Linked DNA regions of Homo sapiens: region 2 is linked to region 1. The links are chromatin loops, found by intact Hi-C in ENCODE. Cell type or tissue: Calu3. All regions are shown on one strand. Links, peaks and the distances in the headings refer to the core of each region. The heading gives the core; the rest is flanking DNA. Region 1 overlaps LINC00578 (long intergenic non-protein coding RNA 578). Region 2 overlaps LINC00578 (long intergenic non-protein coding RNA 578).

The links. Peaks named below come from ENCODE experiments on the same cell type or tissue, not always from the same donor. Only the 100,000 strongest peaks of a DNase experiment are listed, where the experiment ranks them.
Region 2: a loop joins it to region 1, with 3 times the contacts of the local background. A loop is called at or near these places in 2 of 110 quality-filtered maps.

What each region holds. Positions count from the first base shown.
Region 1 is chr3:177,514,554-177,525,261 of GRCh38, reverse strand. The region is part of intron 1 of LINC00578 (long intergenic non-protein coding RNA 578); the gene reads right to left. Among named protein-coding and RNA genes, the nearest start is that of LINC00578, 78 kb to the right of the region's middle. RefSeq lists an enhancer at 7,953-8,717. In Calu3, for the core only: a CTCF peak has its summit at 3,855 (motif pointing left); a DNase peak (open chromatin) is centred at 3,781.
Region 2 is chr3:177,627,913-177,638,620 of GRCh38, reverse strand. It overlaps LINC00578 (long intergenic non-protein coding RNA 578), which reads right to left. Exons shown (of 4, transcript NR_047568.1): 3 at 9,066-9,204. Among named protein-coding and RNA genes, the nearest start is that of LINC02015, 180 kb to the left of the region's middle. In Calu3, for the core only: no CTCF peak of the experiment used is centred there; a DNase peak (open chromatin) is centred at 4,700.

The DNA of each region.
Region 1 (10,708 bases), core at 1,834-6,833:
CTTATGGTCAGAGGTGGAATGCATGGACGGCTAACTCACATGCCTATGGAGGTCTAGTAGGTGACTTAAAGAGTGAGGCAAACTAAGGCTGAAACACAGGGAGGGATGGGGGAAGGGAGAGACCACACATCCCCACCAGAAGTCAACAGGTGATGGTGATCACACGCAATTGGTTCAGTGCTGGCAAATCTCCTGATTTCTGCAAAACTGAGAGGCCTGTCATCTTTCCTACATGGTTAAAGATAAGAATCAGATTCACAGGAACACTCTCAGGGTAGTTGAGTGTCTTCAGAACAGGGATGCCACTTACCAAAGGAAGGGGCCACAGCCAGAAACCAGAGCTGAGTGCCCAGTAGTGCTGGAAGAGGCAACTCCAAAAACCAGAACAATATCCAAAACCTTTCGATTCCTATCCTTAAAGAGGAGCATGTTATTGGGAGGAGATGAGTTTCACGATGTATTTCAGGACAAGAGTATTTTGATATTCCTCGGATCTGATACTGCAAAAGCAACTGCTTATACAGCTGTCCTATGGCCCAACTTGAGATATAGTTCAACTCCTCTCCTCTTAGGGAAGACATCAGCTACAACTGCTTCAAAAAAGAATACCCAGAACAATTGGAGAAACAGAAGGATCTCCATATAAACAAAATAATAAATTTAATGCAAGTCTCTTTGATCCTGGAAAGGCCCAATTAAAAAAGGCCTCAAACATCTATATTGTGTAAATTCAATAATATGCATTATTGACACTAAACTAATGTCAAACTTCTGCTCCATTTTCTGCCACGTACACCCAGCCATCCTGCCACGTACACCCAGCCATCCTGCCACTAAACCATTAAGGCAGTTGTTGAGAGAGAAGGATCCAATCAGACCTTTTTCTTCCCGTGCAATGATGATGCAATTCTTAATATTCTAAGAGCTGAAGTCATATAAACAGCCTGCTTTTTCAAAAGTGTCATCTGAGCTCCTTCCGTTTGCCAGGCCTTAGACACTAAAAAAAAACAAAGATGGATAGGGCAAAGTCCACTGCTTGGCAGTCAAACAGATAAAAAACTAACCATTTGACCATGTGAGAGGAAGCATATGTATGAACAAAATGCTACAGTATATGAGTGTGGGAGTCCCTAATTCTTCCTGGGAGGTAGAGAAAGGGACATTTGAGCTAGGCTTTACATGATTGTGAAATATAGGAAGGGTTGTTCCAGAACACGACACCTCGTCTGGAATTTCTTATTCATAAAACCCAATATCTGGTTACCAGGTGATTACCAAGTAAACTTTTTGTTTGATGTGGTTTCACCTTGGGTTTTCTTTTTGTTTTGCTTTGTTTTGACTTTGTTTTTATGAAGAGCACCTGAGAAATTTATAAATTCTCTTTTACTAAGTCCTATATTGCCCTTGAGTTTAGGGTCAAATTATAAATGTTTCTCATCTCTTTTCCTAGCTACTGACTTTCTTTAAATAGGATCCCATAAAGTGACACAATGACATTTCATAACAAACTCAATGCATAAAACTGCTGAAGTGTTTGAAAAATATAAAAGCTTTATGACAATACATATCAAATGATACAGAATATGAAAAGTCCTGGAACATTAGTGGGACTGACTAGAAATAAATCTATCTTAAATTAACCTCAGTTTTATAGAAGTGGAAACAGCAATTATATAGAGGAAAATTTTCAAAACCAATAGTTTTTATGTTATTACATTGATGTCCCAACACCATGGATGGCTCATTGTCATTCGATGACTGTACCAGCCTATTTCATTCTTGAGACCTTAATTATGGTATTTCCCAGGAGGTGAACTATGGGTGAAAAATCATGAGCTTTTTGTAACACAACAAACCAGACCAAAAAAAGAAAATCTGAGACTGTGAAAAATGAGAAAACACATCACGTGTCTTCCAATTTATCATGCCACATGCCTTCAAGATAATTATCATTTGTCATTTTGGCTTATACGTGAAAAAATCTGATAAAAGATAGGCAAAATTAAATCAAATGCTTTTAGCAGGAACTTAATGAATTCCCCCCACTAATGTTTACATTGCTAGGCTATCTATTTGTAGATCATCTGTCATTAGTTTCCAAAGGGTTCTATTTTCTGATATGATACTTACAGTTTGTTATGAATCAGCTAATTATACAATAACCTTTACCAGCAGCAAAACCAGAATTACATGGATTTCAGGACAGTTATTTCTAATCCCCATTTTAAATTACATCTGTCTCTTAAGTCAGGAGAAAAGAGGCAGTTGGAAAACAAGCCACCTACAGCTAAAGCCAATCGATGGATTTGTTTTGTTGGACAAGTTAATGGGAGCCGCAAACAGGAGATCTGTATTTTCATAAACTAAATGCTATGTATAAACACACTCTTATCATTCCTAGTTAATGGTACAACTTGGTAAAGACTCACTATTTTTGCCTGATGACTTGCTTATGACATACAGAAATCATCTCCAGTAGGTTCCAAAATAGTCTTAGTGGAAAGGGACAGGCAGGCAGATATGTGTGAATAAATAACCCACCTGCATGTTTGTCCTTGTTCAAATGGGTTCAAAGGCTTATTTTGTTTATTTTTCATTGAGTGTAAGGAGTCTAATAATAGCCTCTGACAAAATAATAATATATTGAATGATAAAATATCTCCCCACTCCTTTCCTTTTCCTAGGTCTTCTGTCCCTGTTCTCTACCTGACTACCATTACAATATTTAGCATATTCCTGATTCCCAGAATATGAGATGAATGCAGGTCAATCGATATTGAAAGGTGGGTGGAGTGGGGAGAACAGCTTCCTTTTCCCCATCACTTGTTAGCATATGGGGAAAAAAGATATACTTTGCAATGTTTGGTGGATGGGCCATGTGGGTTAGCCCACACATCGGTTTGTGAACTGATTGTTCCCATCAGATGAGTCAGTAGAGATGGGAATGTTAATTTCTTCAGGGGACATTTATCAATGTGGTTCTGAAAGAACAGTGCAGCATTCTTTACCGGCAAGCTCCATGACAGGGAGAGCACTCACTGTGATCTTCACCAGGTGATTTTCCATGGCCAATTGGCCTTTCACTCACTATCACTCAACTGCATCATACAGCACAATCGGTCTGTGAATGCTAATAATTGAAAGCAGGTTGGCCAAATACAAACATTTACGTGTTCTGATCTAGAGTTTCAGGACCCACCCTGGAAGGGATCCTATGGAGCTGAGATCACTTTGGAGCACTATCCTAATTTTCTTTACCTGTGGTTCCTTCACGTTTCCTTCACTCAATTACCCCTTTTAGCAAAGAGCATGTAGTGGCAACAAACCACTCAGATAGACTTCACAAACCTCAGAGTCATGGAAAGGAGAAGGACTTCTTCTAAATCCCTCCTAGATCCTTCTTTCAATCAGGCTTTTTCCTGATTCAAGGAGAAGGGAAAAAACATTTATTTTCTATATATTAATACCTAGCAACCAGATTGCTAAGCAGATTAACTTTCAGATCTCCTAAGTGCTGATCCATTCTGAAGTGATGAAGAGAAGTGTTAGAAAGTGGGAGGCAAGGCCAAATCTCTGGGCTTTTAAGATTTTGAGAATAGCCTGTGAAAACAGAGCTCTCCCCTCCATCACCAGGTAAGCTACCAGATGACACTCCTCACCAACTACCCACCAACACAGAGGGAGAAAAAGCAAACTTTTTGGAGTGAAGATGAGTGTCCATTATGTCAAGAACCTCAAGGGAAACCGGTTCTGCAACTCAGGGGTCCCATCCCCCTGCCTGTAAGGAACCGGCTGCACAGCACAAGGTGAGCGGCGGTTGAGCGAGCTCTACTGTCTGAGCTCCACCTGCTGTCAGATAGGCGGCAGCATTAGATTCTCATAGGAGCACGCACCTTATTGTGAATTGCGCATGCTAGAGATCTAGGTTGCACACTCCTTATGAGAATCTAATGCTTGATGATGTGAGATGGAACAGTTACTTCCCAAAACCATCCCTCCCCCGTCCATGGAAAAATTGTCTCCTACAAAGCCAGTCCCTGGTGTCAAAAAGGTTGGCGACCGCTGCTCTAACTACCTTTGTATCTCACTTTTTTTCCCTTTCTGAGACAAGTTTTTGCAAGGACTTTTTTTTTTTTTGAGACGGAGTCTCGCTCTGTCGCCTAGGCTGGGGTGCAGTGGCGCAATCTCAGCTCACTGCAAGCTCCGCCTCCCAGGTTCACACCATTCTCCTGCCTCAGCCTCTGGAGTAGCTGAGACTACTGGCGCCCGCCACCGCACCCGGCTAATTTTTTGTATTTTTAGGAGAGATGGGGTTTCACGGTGTTAGCCAGGATGGTCTGAATCTCCTGACCTCGTGATCCGCCCACCTCGGCCTCCCAAAGTGCTGGGATTACAGGCATGAGCCACCACGCCCCACCGCAAGGACTTTTTAATGTTTGCTGTCTTCACCTTTATACCTCCCAAGTCAGACCACTTATTGAAATTCTTGTATTCTTGTTGGCCAGGCTGCGGTGGCTCACGCCTGTAATCCCAGCACTTTGGGAGGCTGAGGCGGGTGGATCATGAGGTCAGGAGATCAAGACCATCCTGGCTAACAGGGTGAAACCCCGTCTCTACTAAAAAAAGTATAGAAAAATTAGTTGGGTGCGGTGGCGGGCATCTGTAGTCCCAGCTACTCCAGAGGCTGAGGCAGGAGAATGGCGTGAACCCGGAACGTGGAGCTTGCAGTGAGCCAAGGTTACGCCACTGCACTCCAGCCTGGGCGACAGAGCAAGACTCCGTCTCAAAAAAAAAAAAAGAAAAAGAAAGAAAGAAATTCTTGTATTCTCATCTTTCCCCCTCACTCTACTACACTCTCTCCAACTCCTACAAAGTCCTTTGAGTCTCTGTTTGGAAGCTGCCCTTTTTTGAGATGCCTTTGCCAATCCCCATTGAAACAGGAAAAGTTCCCTTGTCCCTCTTGCAGGGTGTGCAATGGGGGTGTGACTCACTTCTTCAGTGCTCCGCTGTTCAAACTTCTAGGGGGGCATACAGACCGGCAGGCTGTAGGGCTCCGACCCCACAGCAGTGTCTAGGGGTGAATGTTTACAGCTCCTGAAGCCCCAGTGGGCATGTGTTACCAGGTGCTCTTTAGTTTCGCTCTTTTAGTTTGCCGTCTATAGGTGGCTTGTGTTAACCAGCTCAATTAGACCCTCTACCTTGTCACAAGGACAGAGGGCTTTCTGTATCCCGGGTTCTTGCCTTGGTGTACTGGAAGAATCAGATCACAACTGGGCCTGGAGAATGAGTTCAAGGTTTTATTGGGTGGAAATAGCTCTCAGCAGATGGGGGAGCCAGTAGGGAGGTGGTTTTCCCCCAGAGTCAAGTTGCTGGGTGACCCAGGCTCTCCACCCACTGCCCTGGCCAAACTCCACCTCCTTCCGTCTGCTAGCCTGCTGCATCTGTCAGTGTCTCTGCCGCAGGCGTGCTCTGCCGCAGGCGTGCTCTTCCGCTCTGCCGCAGGCGTGCTTCCCTTGGCATCCTCTCAATGTCCAGCCGCTTGTGTTCTTCGGCCAATGTGTTCCTCCCGCCGTCCAGCAGCTTCTGTCTCTGCCTTGCTAGGGTCTCCGGTTTTTATAGGCCCAGCATGGGGGCATGGCAGGCCAGGGTGGTCTTGGAAACTGCAACATTTGGCCGCCACAGCAGAAATGCTTGTCCTCACCTAGGTCCATGGGGGGGATAGAGCCCTAGCCAGGGACCACACCCTCCTCTACCCAACACTTCCCTTCCCCTCTTCCATATCATTTAAAGGGACCATGCTCTTCCCTTCCCAGCATTCCCGTATCACCATCAGCTTTACAAAAGCAGATTTTGACAACACATCAAGAACAGATTCATCTTTTAATGACAATCACACTTTAACCAAGCTCACAGAGACCAATGTCTAAATCAGAAACTCAATGTATTACAATGAAACTAAACTTCCTTTGCACCAGAGCATACTTATTGGTGTGTCCTGCCTATATAAGGAGTCAAATCTCACTCAGAAGGTTGTCTAGAGGGTGTGGAACCAGAGGGAGGCAAGAGGAGCTTCTATAAGACAATCCACATAATTCATAGCTTCTTCACCAAAGTCCTAGTCCAGCAGTGATATGGTTTGACTCTGTCTCCACCACATCTCATATCGAATTGTAATCCCCATGTGTCAGGAAAGGGGCCTGGTGGGAGGTGATTGGATCATGGGGGTGATTTCCCCCTTGCTGTTCTTATGATAGTGAGTTCTCACAAGATCTGATGATTTAAACGTATGTGGCACATTCTCTCTCTCGCTTTCTCACTCCTCCTCCACCATGGTAAGACATACCTGCTTTCCCTTCAACTTCCACCATGATTATGTTTCCTGAGACCTCCTAGCTATGCTTCCTGTATAGCCTGCAGAACTGTGAGTCAATTAAACCTCTTTTCTTCATAAATTACCCAGTCTCAGGTAGTTCTTTATAGGAGTGTGAAAACAGACTAATACAAGCAGTGAGACCCAGAAACTCCAAGTTTATTGATAACATTCACATCCTTTATTCCGGTTAGTGTTTGTACAGGCACTGCCAACATTTGCCTCTAGACTCTGCCTTTCTATTTTTTTATACATTGATGAACAACCATTCTAATTAACAGCTTTTCTTTAAAATTTTTGAGAACCAGGAAAGCCAAGCCTTTCTGAGCTGACCTTGGGCCCATTCTCCTTCACATACCTCCAATCCCTTCTGTGTTGAACTGTCCAGCTGCTTTTAATTCATCCATTTCCAAATTCTAGGCTCTGCTCCCATCTACCTCCTACAGTTACCAGCCCGACTCCCTGTTCCCTCCTGCTGACTTAAGCCTTACACCAGAACCCATTCATGGTTTGGAAGAAATTAAGGAATCCCAACCTGACAGACTCTAGACTCCACAGGCTCAACTCCACTAGTGAGCCCTGTTGTTGATCCAGGTAGAACTCTGTGCCTAGTTCTAAAATTTTGCCTTACTTCTCATAACTCAGTCCTTGGCTCAGCAGCCCATTTCAGTATCTGGGGATGTTCTTCATTTCCCATGGCTGAATCCCTGCCTTGGTCACAAGTCCTTTTGGACTGGAGTCTTGCTGGTTCTCTTCTTGACAGATCCCCGCTCCCTGCTGCCGCTGCCAGACATCAGCCCCTGCTCTTTCCCACCTTCACTTAGATGTTATCTCTCTTGCTTCTGCTATAAACCCACCTCAGCCCCTAACTTGCTCTGATGGGCCATCTAATCTGCAGACCCAGGCCCTTCTCTCTCCCCATCCCAGCCCATCTTTACTCTGTTCTCATACCTGACAGAGACAAAAACCCAATTAGATAAATTAACTTTTCATTTTCTAATACAAAAATTAGCCGGGCGTGGTGGCGTGTCTGTAATCCCAGCCACTTGGGAAGCTGAGGCAGGAGAATCGCTTGAACCCAGGAGGTGGAGGTTGCAGTGAGCTGAAATGTCTCCACTGCACTTCAACCTAGGTGACAGTGAGTAAGACTCCTTCTCAAAAAAAAATTTTTTGGCTGGGCATGGTGGCTCACTCCTGTAATCCCAGCACTTCGGGAGGCCAAGTCGGGCAGATCACAAGGTCAGGAGATCAAGACCATCCTGGTCAACATGGTGAAACCCTGTCTCTACTAAAATACAAAAAATTAGCCAGGTGTGGTGGCGCGCACCTATAGTCCCAGCTACTCAGGAGGCAGGGGAATCACTTGAACCCGGGAGGCGGAGGTTGCAGGGAGTGGAGATCGTGCCACTGCAGTCCAGCCTGGAGACAGAGCAAGACTCTGTCTCGAAACAAAAAAAAAAACTTTTATTTTCTTACTGCTCATGTTGCCTTTAGGTAGTCACCTAATCAAAAAGTAAAAACGAAGCTATCACTTAGAAATTCATCTCCTCTCATTTTACATACAGTGGAATGACATGAACTCAGTCCACATTAACAGGCATTCTCAAATTCTACCATGGGAAAAAATACTGGTTGAGGAGTCAGAAAATATGGGCTATTTAATAGATTATCTCTCATCGATGGAACATGGGCCTTTACTTCTCTGTCCCTAAACTGAAATGACAGGGCTTAACCTGGTGGTGTCTAAAGTCTTCCAATTCTGAAAATGCCCTGGCCACAGAAGGTATCAATTTTCTAGTTGGGGGCGCTGTGTGTTTATTTGTTTGTGTGTTTATAACTCTCTGTATTTTCCCTGGCAAGAGAAAGGGTGTTCTACAACCATTTATTCATGATTAATGATGTGGCTTGTGAACTTGAACCAGAGACTGTTCACCAGAAGCTTTTAGTTTGAAAAATTCCTGACTGTGGCCAAAACCAATGCTATGAAACAAAAGAAATGAGACAGTGCCTGCCTGCAGCCCACTGACCTGCAGCCCCAGGCGGAGCTCAGGCCGAGACCCCGAGAAAAGGGAACAGCTGGGGCCTGCTGGGACAGCACACACGGCCTCTCACCAGCTCATGCTGCACCCGATCTGAGGCTACCCAGCAGCAGTTTGGCTGCCCCCCAACCAGATTATAAATTCCTCAAGGGCAAAGAACACATCCTTTATATTTTTCCTGTATCCATATGGTGCAGAAAAAAAAAATAAAAGATTTTTGGGCTGGCATCCCAGCCAGAAACTGAAGAATGTTATCCATCCCCCACCCCCACAAGCCTCCTCCTCCCTTAAAATCACAAGAGGAAGACATTCAGGAATAGCTTTTGAGAAATGCCTCCCTCCTTCCGGCCTAAGAAGATATGTAAGTAGTTCATGTTCTCCCACACTGGAAGGGGAGACTCAAGCCCGTTGATGCATTAAATGAGACATTCCTGAATCAGAAGGATCATAGGTCAGCTCAAGCATTCGGTTGTGTTTGCAGCTCATTTCAGTAAGGCTGATTAACAGAAGAGCCAGACCCTTGTTCTGGCACCAGCTGTGTGGCCGGAACCTCTGTGACTAGAGACACCCCAGCCGGAATCAACAGGCCCGACCTGGACACGTGCATCGCGGCAGCAAGGTTAGCCAGTGTCAGCTCAGCCAAAGAATTTCTGGTTGTGCTGACTGAGAGGGTACACTCAGAACTTTGGACATGAAAGGATTCACTGAGGGATGAAAACACGGTATAGCATACCTAAGTATCCTCAGATTTTAATTTTGTCCCCTCTATAGCACATTTCAATGAGTAACACACAGCTAGGTGAATTACTGGTCACTCACTAAGCAATTGTTAAATTATTCTAGCTTCCTTTAATGAGAACAGAAACAAAGTTGCCACATACACACTAGTTCTGCTTTGTGATTTATTGTTGCCCATTGCCATCGTCATCATCATTGTTATCATTACTAAAGTAATATACACTTAGTGTAAAAAGAAAAAAATGCCAACGGTGTACAAGGAGATAAAGTTAAAGTTTCTGTTTTCATATTCTCTTCTAATCTTTCCCCCATCTCAACTTGACCCTCTCTGAATTGTTTCCTAAAACTACTAGAAGATTTACAAAAACTTCTAAAAATGTGCCATATATCACATACATGTAAATATGCATAGAAAAATATTACAGACATAAATGCATATAAACACAAACATATTCATGCACATACCTATGTATATATACAGTTTTTTCCCACAAATTGATCAGAGTACACTGTCTGGGACATAATGTTTTCACTTAGTATATATCTGACATTCATAGGAAAGCAAATAAATCTATGTATTCTTTACAATGACTTCATAGTATTCTATTATAAAGCTAAGACATAATCTATTCTGTGGGGGGTTTTTTTGTTTTGGTTTTGGTTTTTTGGGTTTTTTTGCACCATCTTTTCTCTGGAGTCCATGTTTCTAATAGTTTATTCCTTCCGAATTTATTTAAGCTCAGTTTCCAATGCATGGAGCTGACTGTTCTAGTTGTTCCTGCCACCACTGTTGCTATTTACGGGTTATATTTTTGTATATTCCATCTGTCTTTGTCTCTTTGCCTGTACAGTTCATACATTGCTTTATACTGCTGAAAGAGCCCCTCCTTGCTATCCTCCGAGGGAAACTCACACCTCCTCTGATTGTCTCTCGCACTTTATACACTGCATCTACCTGTGCTGAGCTCCGGTTCCAGGCAAGCACATTGTCTCCCAGGCCTTGCTGACCCATAGTGCTCCCTTCCTGTGGCACTCCCAGTCTGGATTCTCCAGGCTGCATTTCACCTTTGACCATCCATCCTTAAAGGACAGATCTCAAGCCTTTGTCATTCTCTAGGGAACTATGCCCTGGCTGCATAGCTACAAGGTCACTGACCTCATGGGTTGCAATGTCCTACTTCAATTGAGCACATCTGCTGGGCCCCAAATGGTCTTACCCTGTCATATTTCTCTCAACATCCCTGCCTCCCAGTTTCTCTAAGTTGCCAAATAAGAAGGAGGAATTTCCAGACAAAGCATCACCAAGGAGATTCTCACGCCACCCACCCTCACCCTTCTTTGTGCAGAAATATAGGTCTCTTGTAAAAATGTTATTCTTGTTCCGCATCGTGGGGGCAAGGAACAATATAAATCATGCTAAGACAGGAAATGTAGCTCCTCGTCAGACTGTTGTTATCCCACCAGAAATGTCTCCTTAGGATCTTGAATTTTGCTAACACCTTCCTACCGCATCATATTTGGACTACACCAGCCTGAGACACATGAATGTTCTTTAAACAGC
Region 2 (10,708 bases), core at 1,888-6,887, 110 kb before region 1:
AAGGTCAACAAAGAAACAATGGACTCCTAGCCTGGCCAACATGGTGAAACCCCATGTCTACTAAAAATACAAAAATTAGCCAGGCATGGTGGAGCATGCTTGTGGTCCCAGCTACTCAGGAGACTGACACAGAATTGCTTGAACCCAGGAGGCGGAGGTTGCAGTGAGCCAAGATTGCACCACTGTGCTCCAGCCTGGGTGACAGGGCAAGAGTCTGTCTCAAAAAAAAAAAAGACTCAAACTATAACCTAGAACAAATGTACTTCACAGATATTTACAGAACATCCTATCCATCGACTGCAGAATATACATTCCATTCATCAGCACATGGAACAGTCTCCAAGGTAGACCATATGATAGGCCACAAAACAAGTTTCAGTCAATTTAAGAAAATCGAAATTATATCAAGTACTTTCTCAGACCACAGTGGAATAAAATTAGAAATCAACTCCAAAAGGAACCCTCAAAACCATGCAATTATGTGGAAATTAAAGAACCTGCTCCTGAATGATCATTGGGTCAACAATGAAACCAAGATGGAAATTTAAAAATTCTTTGAGCTGAATGATAATAGTGACACAACCTATCAAAACCTCTGGGATACAGCAAAAGTAGTGCTAAGAGGAAAGTTCATACCATTAAATGCCTACATCAAAAAGCCTGAGAGAGCACAAATAGACAATCTAAGGTCACACCTCACAGAACTGGAGAAACAAGAACAATCCAAACCCAAACCAGCAGAATAAAGGAAATAACGAAGATCACAGCAGAACTAAATGAAATTGAAACAAACACACAAAAAAAGACAAAAGGTAAATTAAACAAAAACCTAGTTTTTTAAAAAGATAAATAAAATTGATAGACCATTTGCGAGATTAACCAAGAAGAGAAAAAGATCCAAATAAGCTAAATTAGAAATGAAACAGGAGATATCACAACTAATAGCACAGAAATACACGATTCAAGGCTACTATGAACACCTATAAGTGCCTAAACTAGAAAACCTAGAGAAGATGGATAAATTCCTGGAAATATACAATCTTCCTAGATTAAACTAGGAAAATATAGAAACTGAACAGGCCAATAACAAGCAGCAAGATTGAAATTGTAATAAAAAAAAATTGCCAACAAAAAAAGTCCAGGACCAGATGGAGTCACAGCTGAATTCTATCAGATATTTAAAAAATTGGTATGAATCCTATTGACACTATTCCAAAAGATAGAGAAAGAGGGAATCCCCCCTAAATCATCTATGAAGCCAGCATCATCCTAATACCAAAACCAGGGAAGGATATAACAAAAAAAAAGAAAATACAGACCAATATTCCTGATGAACATAGATGCAAAAATCCTCAACAAAATACTAGCAAACTGAATCCAACAGCATATCAAAAAGATAATCCAACATGATCAAATGGATTTCGTACCAGGATTGCAGGGATGCTTTAATATATGTAAGTCAATAAATGTGATATACCATATAAACACAATTAAAAACAAAAATCACATGATCATCTCAATAGATGCAGAAAAAGCATCTGACAGAATCCAGCATTCCTTTATGAGTAAAACCCTCAGCAAAATTGGCATAGAAGGGACATACCTTAAGGTGATAAAAGCCATTTATGACAGACCCACAACCAACATTATACTAAACAGGGAAAAGTTGAAAGCATTCCCCCTGAGAACTGAAACAAGACAAGGATGCCCATTTTCATCACCTCTATTCAACATAGTACTGGAATTCCTAGCCAGACCAATCAGACAAGAGAAAGAAATAAAGGACATCCAAATCAGTAAAGAGGAAGTCAAACTGTCACTGTTTGCTGATGATATGGTCCTATACCTAGAAAACCCTAAAGGCTCCTCCAAAAAACTCCTAGAACTGATAAATGAAATCAGCAAAGTTTCAGAATACAAAATTAATGTGCACAAATCAGTAGCTCTCCTATACACCAACAGCAACCATGATGAGAATCAAATCAAGAACTCAACCCCTTTTACAATAGCTGCAAAAAATAAAATACTTAGGAGGTGAAAGACACCTACAAGGAAAACTACAAAACGCCACCAAAAGAAATCATAGATGACACGAACAAATGGAAATATATCTCATGCTCATGGATAGGTAGAATCAATATTGTGAAAATGACCACACTGCCAAAAGCAATCTACAAATTCAATGCAATTTTCATTAAAATACCACCATCATTCTTCACAGAACTAGAGAAAAAAAAAATCCTAAAATTCATAGGGAACCAAAAAAGAGCCCACATAGCCAAAGCAAGACTAAGCAAAAAGAACAAATCTGGAGGCATCACATTACCTGACTTCAAACTACACTACAATGCCATAGTCACCAAAACAGCATGGTACTGGTATAAAAACAGGCACATAAGCCAATGGAACAGAATAGAGAACCCAGAAATAAAGCAAAATACTCACAGCCAACTGATCTTTGACAAAGCAAACAAAAACATAAAAGTGGGGAAAGGATACCATATTCAACAAATGGTGCTGAGATAATTGGCAAGCCACATGTAGAAGAATGAAACTGGATCTTCGTCTCTGACCTTATTCAAAAGTCAATTCAAGATGGATCAGAGATTTAAATCTAAGACCTGAAACTATAAAAATTCTAGAAGATAACATCAGAAAAACCCTTCCAGACATTGGCTTAGGCAAAGACTTCATAACCAAGAACCCAAAAGCAAATGCAACAAAAACAAAGACAAATAGATGGAACTTAATTAAACTAAAAAGCTTCTGCACAGCAAAAGAAATAATCAGCAGAGTAAACAGACAACCTACGCATGACAGAAAATCTTCACAATCTGAATATATAACAAAGGATTAATGTCCAGAATCTACAAAGAACTCAAACAAATCAGCAAGAACGAAACAAACAATCCTATTAAAAAGTGGGTTAAGGACATGAATAGACAATTCTCAAAAGAAGATACACAAGTGGCCAATAAACATATGAAAAAATACTCAGCATCACTAATTATCAGGGAAATGCAAATCAAAACCACAATCCGATACCACCTTACTCCTCTAAGAATGTCCATAATTTAAAAATCAAAAAATAATAGATGTTCATATGGATGTGGTGGAAAGGCAACACTTTTACACTGTTGGTAGGAATGTAAACTACTACAGCCTCTATGGAAAACAGTACAGAGATTCCTTAGAGAGCTAAAAGTACATCTGCCATTTGATCCAGCAATCCCACTACTGCGTATCTACCCAGAGGAAAAGAAGTCATGAAATGAAAAAGATATTTGCATATGCATGTTTATAGCAGCACAATTTACAATTGCAAAGACATAGAACCAGCCCAAACGCCCATCAATCAATGAGTGGATAAAGAAAATGTCATATACATATACGTATACATATACATATACATATACATATACATATACATATACATATACATATACATATACATACCATGGAATACTATTCAGCCATAAAAAGGAACAAAATAAGGGCATTCACAGCAACCTGGATTATTATCCTAAGTGAATTAACTCTGGAATGGAGAACCAAACATCGTATGTTCTCGCTCATAAATGAGAGCTAAGCTATAAAGATGCAAAGGCATAAAAATGATACATCGGACTTTGGGGATTCAGGGGAAATGGTGGGAGGGGGCGAGGGATAAAGATTACACATTGGGTACAGGGTACACTGCTCAGGTGATGGGTGCACCAAAATCTGAGAAATCACCACTAAAGAACTTATTCATGTAACCAACCACCACCTGCTCCCAGAAAAACCTATTGAAATACAAAATACATTTTAAAAAAGAATAAAATCTAAGTGCTGTTAAAACCCAAAGGAGGGAGTCAAAAATTCCACCTGAAGGATAAAGAAAGCTTTCACAGAATTGATGATTTTTGAACTTAGCCTTGAAGAACTGGTTTGGAGATGGACTCTAGGTAGGCAGTGGAGGAATCATTACTGGTGGTGGTAAAAGGGCTGGAGCAAAAGTTCAGAGGTGTTCTTCTTTATGAAAGAAGTAAAATCAGAAAGTAAAAGAAAGCTGCCTGGACTAATATCTTATCTCCTCTTTCTTCCCATTTTACTTGTCCTGAATCTATTACTCTTATTACCTGTCTGAGGCACATATCTCTATTCCATGATCTATTCCAGCAGGAGAAGCCCAAACTTTATACAGTCTGTCTAATTCCATGTTCCTTCTTCACCTGGCAAATAGTAAAATCATGTACAGTCCTGCACCACCTAACAATGTTTCAGACAATGATGGACCACATATATGATGGTGGTCCCATAAGATTATAAGACCGTATTTTTACTGTAACTTTTCTATAGATAGAATGTTTAGATACACAAATACCTACCATTGTGTTACAACTGCCTACAGTATTCAGTACAGTCACATGCTGTACAGGTTTGTAGCCTAGGAGCAATGGACTACACCACAGAGCCTTGGTGTGGAGCGGGCTACACTGTCTAAGAATGTATAAGTACACTATGATGCTCGCACAATGATGAAATTGCCTAACAATGCATTTCTCAGAACCTTTTCCCATCATTAAGCAACACATAGCTATATTTAGTTATTTCAGCTGAAGTGTTAAAATTTATAATATCTAATGCTTTACCCCTTCCATCGAGTTTTCCCCAGTCTGATCTCTGCCAAATTAATCTTTTCCGGGTTTGTGTCCCACAGTACTTTGAAGCTTTCTTGTAACACTTAACCACATACTATCCTTACTCATAATGTTTTGACCCTTGTTTGTCTCCCCTACCAGGGATAACTTTCCTTTGGCAGCAGAGACATATTCATAGTTAACTGTTTATATTTAACTGAAATGAATCAACCTTTTCACAAACAGAATATTTTGTGGGAAAGTAGAGAAGAATGCGAACATTTGTTTTTATTAATAAGTGATGACATGATGAAAATATTGGCTTCAGAAGCTGACTGTTTCACTAGCTTTGTACTATCCACATTTTCAGTAGGCTCTGGGTTTTTTGTTTTTGTTGTCTTTTTCCATTTTCAGAGATATGTCTTGATACAATGGCAGGGTTTACAACACCAAGTGTAAAACCTGCTCAAAAGGCTGGGCTACACTTTATAAAACCTTCTGATTCTTAAATGCATTTTATTTTTGGCAAAAACTGATAGAAGTTGTTGTTTTTAAAAACCCAGAAGCTTCTTTAGATATCAGGTCATCTTTACTATTCAACATTGCAATGATTTAAGTGCAAATAAACTTAGATCGTATGGATTAATTTTCCTTTTAAAATGCATGAGGGTTTGAACTGTTATGGTCCTATATTATTGTACTTTGACTTTGTCATTGAAAACAATGTAGACAGACATAAAGATGTTAATGTGTTCTAGGCAAAATAAGATTTACGTAGCCTTATCTATTTTTCAATTTTTGGTAACATAATTAGATGACTATTAAATTCATTTATTTATCCAATAAACCTGTATCAAATGCCTTACATAAAGCTTCATTATATGTTACAGCTCAGCCTTCTTCTCTCCTAACTAGAAAGGATGAATTAATCTTTCTTCTTAGCATCCATTTTCATCTCTTAAAATGTCGTTAATTCTTTTTTTTTTTTTTTGAGACGGAGTTTCACTCTTGTCATCCAGGCTGGAGTGCAGTGGCGTGATCTCGGCTCACTGCAACCGCTGCCTCCCGGGTTCACACCATTCTTCTGCCTCAGCCTCTCGAGTAGCTGGGATTACATTTGTATTTTTAGTAGAGACGGGGTGTCGCCATGTTAGCCAGACTGGTCTCAAACTCCTGACCTCAGGTGATCCACCCGCCTCAGACTCCCAAAGTGCTGGGATTACAGGTGTGAGCCACCGCGCCCGGCCTCTTAATTCTTAATCACAGTCTTCATCTTTAAATTTCATAGCAAAAGATTTATTGCAGAAGAGTGACCTAATTCCTCTTTTCCATCAAAATCATTTTATGAAACCAGGAACTTTCTCAGGATCTATGAAGTATCCCAGAAATCTATGGTCCCCAAATTGAGAAAACAACCTTAGAAATGACTGGCATGTATTACAAATGTAGGGGGGAAAGTAAAGCTATAAATCCCTGTTTCAGCAAAGATACACAAATTCAGGCAATCTCACTCATGGTTGGTGGCAGTTATAATTGATTAATTTCTTTGGAAAGAGACAGTGGATATTAAGAACTATAAAAATGTCAATATAGGCGTATGTTCTCTTTCTCAGATGCAAAATTAACCTGTAAAAATTTTATAAAGATCACTGAAGTCAGATTTTTACCATGGCGGGCCCTGGTAGAGCCCTGGCTCTTCCCCCTAGACAACAGAATATTTCATTGAACTGTTAACAGTATAATTATTTGGGATGTAGAGATGATAAAGGATAAAGCTGCTCAAATATTATTAGTAGTAGTATTGATTATTTACATGTAGCCTCATTCTCGAAAGAATTTCAAGCTGCTTTCAGAGATACATAAAGCATAAAAGTAAAGAAAGAAATCAGGATTAATGAAAGATGATAATGGGAAAGTAAGATGAAGCCAAAACCAAGTTGAGGACAACATAGTAGAGCCTTAAATTTGGAATTAAGCTTCTTACCAGCTAAACAAAAAGAAAAGGCATTCACAATGTCTGAGAGAAGCAATTTACTTACTGGAAGAACTGTAGACTTGCCTGGCACTGAGTCCTGAGAGAAATTTGCACATGATCTTACTAGGAATGAGGAGACTGGACTATACCGCATAGGCACCTGCTCTGGCACTATCTACTCCAATCATTAAAAAGCAACAACAGGCTGGGTGCGGTGGCTCACGCCTGTAATCCCAGCACTTTGGGAGGCTGAGGCGGGTGGATCGTGAGGTCAATAGATCAAGACCATCCTGGCCAACATGATGAAACCCCATCTCTATTAAAAATACAAAAATTAGCTGAGTGTGGTGGCAGGCGCCTGTAGTCCCAGCTACTCGGGACTACAGTGACCTGAGATTGCACCACTGCACTCCAGCCTGGGCAACAGAGCGAGACTCTGCCTCAAAAAAAAAAAAGCAACAACAGCTCTGGGGCCCAGAAGCCTTGAGGGTGTGTCCATCTTCACATAGAAGCTAAGAGATGGTGAGTAATGTTTGAACTTCATGTTTGTTGGGAAAAAATATGTGCCTTGTTTTCTCTCTGCCTCTTTGTTATCCTAAAATTTCCATACCACTGAGTTAAAAAGAACCAGTATACTTTCTAGCCCAGACAACTTAGGCATCCCTTGGTGAGACCTTTTCATATTAAAGTTAAGAAGTTAAATTTAATAATTTATTCAAGGATTTCTTTTCTGACTTTAAATGGTAACTGGAAACAAAAGGCTAGCTTGAGAAAAAATTATAAAGGGATGGTGGAAGTAGCATTTAAGTAGAGATACTTCAAACCCACTCACATCGCTGGCACAAAAGTTCTTTGTTATCTACGTGATGTTCATCAGAAGATGAGCAATAATATTGGCTCTGCACCCATTATCTTAACTCCTTCTACATTAACCAAGCCGTGATTAAGAAACTGATGTCCAGTTTATGGTTCTGCTAAGTTAACCACAGAAGGAGGTAGAAAAGTAGATTGTTAGTATGTAATAAATGCTATAATTAGGCTATGATGAAAGGAATCTGGCAGTCTTTATCCTGAGAGAATATTTAAGTCTGGAAGGACATGGCATGGAGGTGTTCATCATCAGTGATGGGCTGTGAGGAGAGATGAGAACATTCTATAGATTTAGATGATCCCATGTGAAAGTAAGTACCAGCTCGGCCACTTTATTATTATTTATTTTATTATCATTATTATTATTATTTTTGAGATGGAGTTTCGCTCTTGTTGCCTAGGCTGGAATGCAGTGGCGCAGTCTCAGCTCATTGCAATCTCCGCCTCCCAGGTTCAAGTGATTCTCCTTCCTCAGCCTCCTGAGTAGCTGGAATTACAGGCGCTCAACCACACCCGGCTAATTTTTGTATTTTTAGTAGAGATGGGGTTTTGCCATATTGGCCAGGCTGGCCTTGAACTCCTGACCTCAAGTATCCACCCTCGGCCTCTCAAAGTGCTGATATTACAGGTGTGAGCCACCGTGCCCGGCCTCAGCCACTTTATATATGAGGTAACTAATTTAACTTACTCACATTTGTTTCCTCATCTGCAAATTGTGGGTAATAACACTTACTCAGTCGGTGCTTGTAAGAATGAAATAATCAAATATGGAAAACACCTAGGAATAAGTGCTTAACATGCTGTAAATGCTCAGTAAGTAGTAAAATCAAGGTTTCTAGAAGAGAATAAAATACAAATTACCTTCAATTGCAGTGAAAAAGACTTTGGTATGATTAAATGACAACTTCATAACTAAATGAGGAGAGGAGGGAATTATTGGTTCTGTCTGGTTAATTACCATTGTATACCAAGTACCTCCCACAATTCCTGGCCCACGGTAGCAGGTCAATAAATATTTTTCTTTTTACATTTCCATTCCTTTCACTTTGTTTCCCCTAGGATTAACATTATATATCACCCTAATACAATTATCGAAACCAGAAATCATATGTATTTTTGAGTGAATATTGAATATATTTTTAAATAATCAAAAATAGGGTAATTATCCTTATATCTGGGATTATTCTTTCAAGAAACACAAAACATAGGAATAAAAAGTCTCTGAGTCCGAATTTCAAAATTGCTTTTGAGAATAAGAAACAATCCTTTTCATTAAAGTGGGGGCTTTAATGCAGACCCAGTGAGGTGAACTGCACAACTACTGCACATAAAATGTAGGAGCCCAATATTTGATCCTTTTGATTCATCAGAGTTTTGGGCTCAAGAATCATGGTGAGAAAATGAACTTCAGCTTAGTGAGCAAACCAGGATTTACAACAACAAAATATATATGTGCAAATTATGTAAAGCATGAGTTATTCTTTCTATTGTGAACAAAGGACATTTTTCGTAGCATAAGTCTTTGTTATGAATATCTCTATATACTGCATAGACATTTTTCACACCCCCATCAATTTTGTGAAGAGACAGTGAGTTACCTAATTTGTGTCAAAAACAAGGAAAAGATGTGTCAACGACAGCATTTTTTTTCCCATTCCAGTGACAGGTTAGCACTCCAACTGTTGCTGATCTGTTGGAATTTCCTGTTTCCTCTTCCATGGAAATGTTTTCTCTTTTCTGTTGAAATAATAGATTGGAACCAGTGAGGCAGGCTAGGACATGACAACTCGGGACAACAAATGGCATCTGAAACAATTGTCCATGGTATACAATGAATGCAGTAAAATCCATCTATCTGGACTCAATAGAACCAGAGTTTTTCTTAGAGATTCACAATAATAACTAGAAGTTAAAATCATAAGACTTTGATCATGATATGAAACAAATTAACTGATGCCCAGTTTAGTTTTGGTGTTAAATGACATCTTTAAGACTTGTTTGACTGTGAATGAGATGAAGGGCAGCCTTCTGTCAACCAAAATAAACATTTCCAAACATTCTAGATCAATAGATGGTTCTTCTGTGTATCTTTTTTCTTCCCCCTCTTTGTTCCTCCTGCTCTCCCATTTGCTTTCCTTTCCTTCTCCGAGATTGCTTTCCTGTCATTGCTTCTTGCACCCCAGACACTCTGGAGGGACACCTTGATTGTCGCTGAAAACCCACCTAAACATTGGTTCACAGACAATGTGCTCAAGAGAAAAGAAGCAGTGGAGCTGTTCTCCATTTAGTGCAGTGTAGAGAACAAACATCGCCCTAGGGGAAAAAAAAAAATAGCTGGAGCTAGCCACCATTCTACCAGTAACTTTTCATGAAATTATGGGCAAAACGTTTAAAAGTCTTGAGGCATAAGTTGCTTTTACAGTTATAATCAGAAAGGACCCTCCCATCCCTCTGTTCTTTTTTGGCAGTGATCTTGGACTCCAAAAGCTGCTCTGTGGAGCCTGCAGTCAGTTGTGTCCATGATCAACCACTTTAGTCACCACCTGACTAACCACATGTTCCAGAAATGTACTCTTTATTCAAAGACTTCTTCAAAGAGTATCTAACAGTAACTCAGACACATGACATTTACTTGCTTTGAGTGACTCTTCAGTACTTCTTCTAATATGGTTTGGCTGTGTGCCCACCCAAATCTCATCTTGAATTGTAACTCCCACAATTCCCATGTGCCCTGGGAGGAACCTGGTGGGAAGTGATTGAATTATGGGGGCAGATCTTTCCTGTGCAGTTCTCATGATAGTGAATGAGTCTCATGAGATCTGATGGTTTTAAAAAGAGGAGATTCCCTGCACAAGCTCTCTTTTTGCCTGCCACCATCCATGTAAGATGTGACTTGCTCCTCCTTGCCTTCTGCCATGATTGTGAGGCCTCCCCAGCCACTTGGAACTGTAAGTCCATTAAACCTCTTTCTTTTGTAAATTGCCCAGTCTCAGTTATGTCTTTATCAGCAGCATGAATACAGACTAATACATCTCCCTTCTCAGAAAAAAAATAATAGTTAGAAACATTTTTTCTCTCAAAGACATTTTCTTATTTATATAAATTCTGTCTCTCAATCAAATCTGAGTGTCTTTAACATTCTGTAAGAAGATTTTTTTTTAATACACTTTACCCATTTGCAGTCCAATTATTAATTTGACAGAAAATCACTCAGGACAACAGAAATTGAGCCCCTAACACC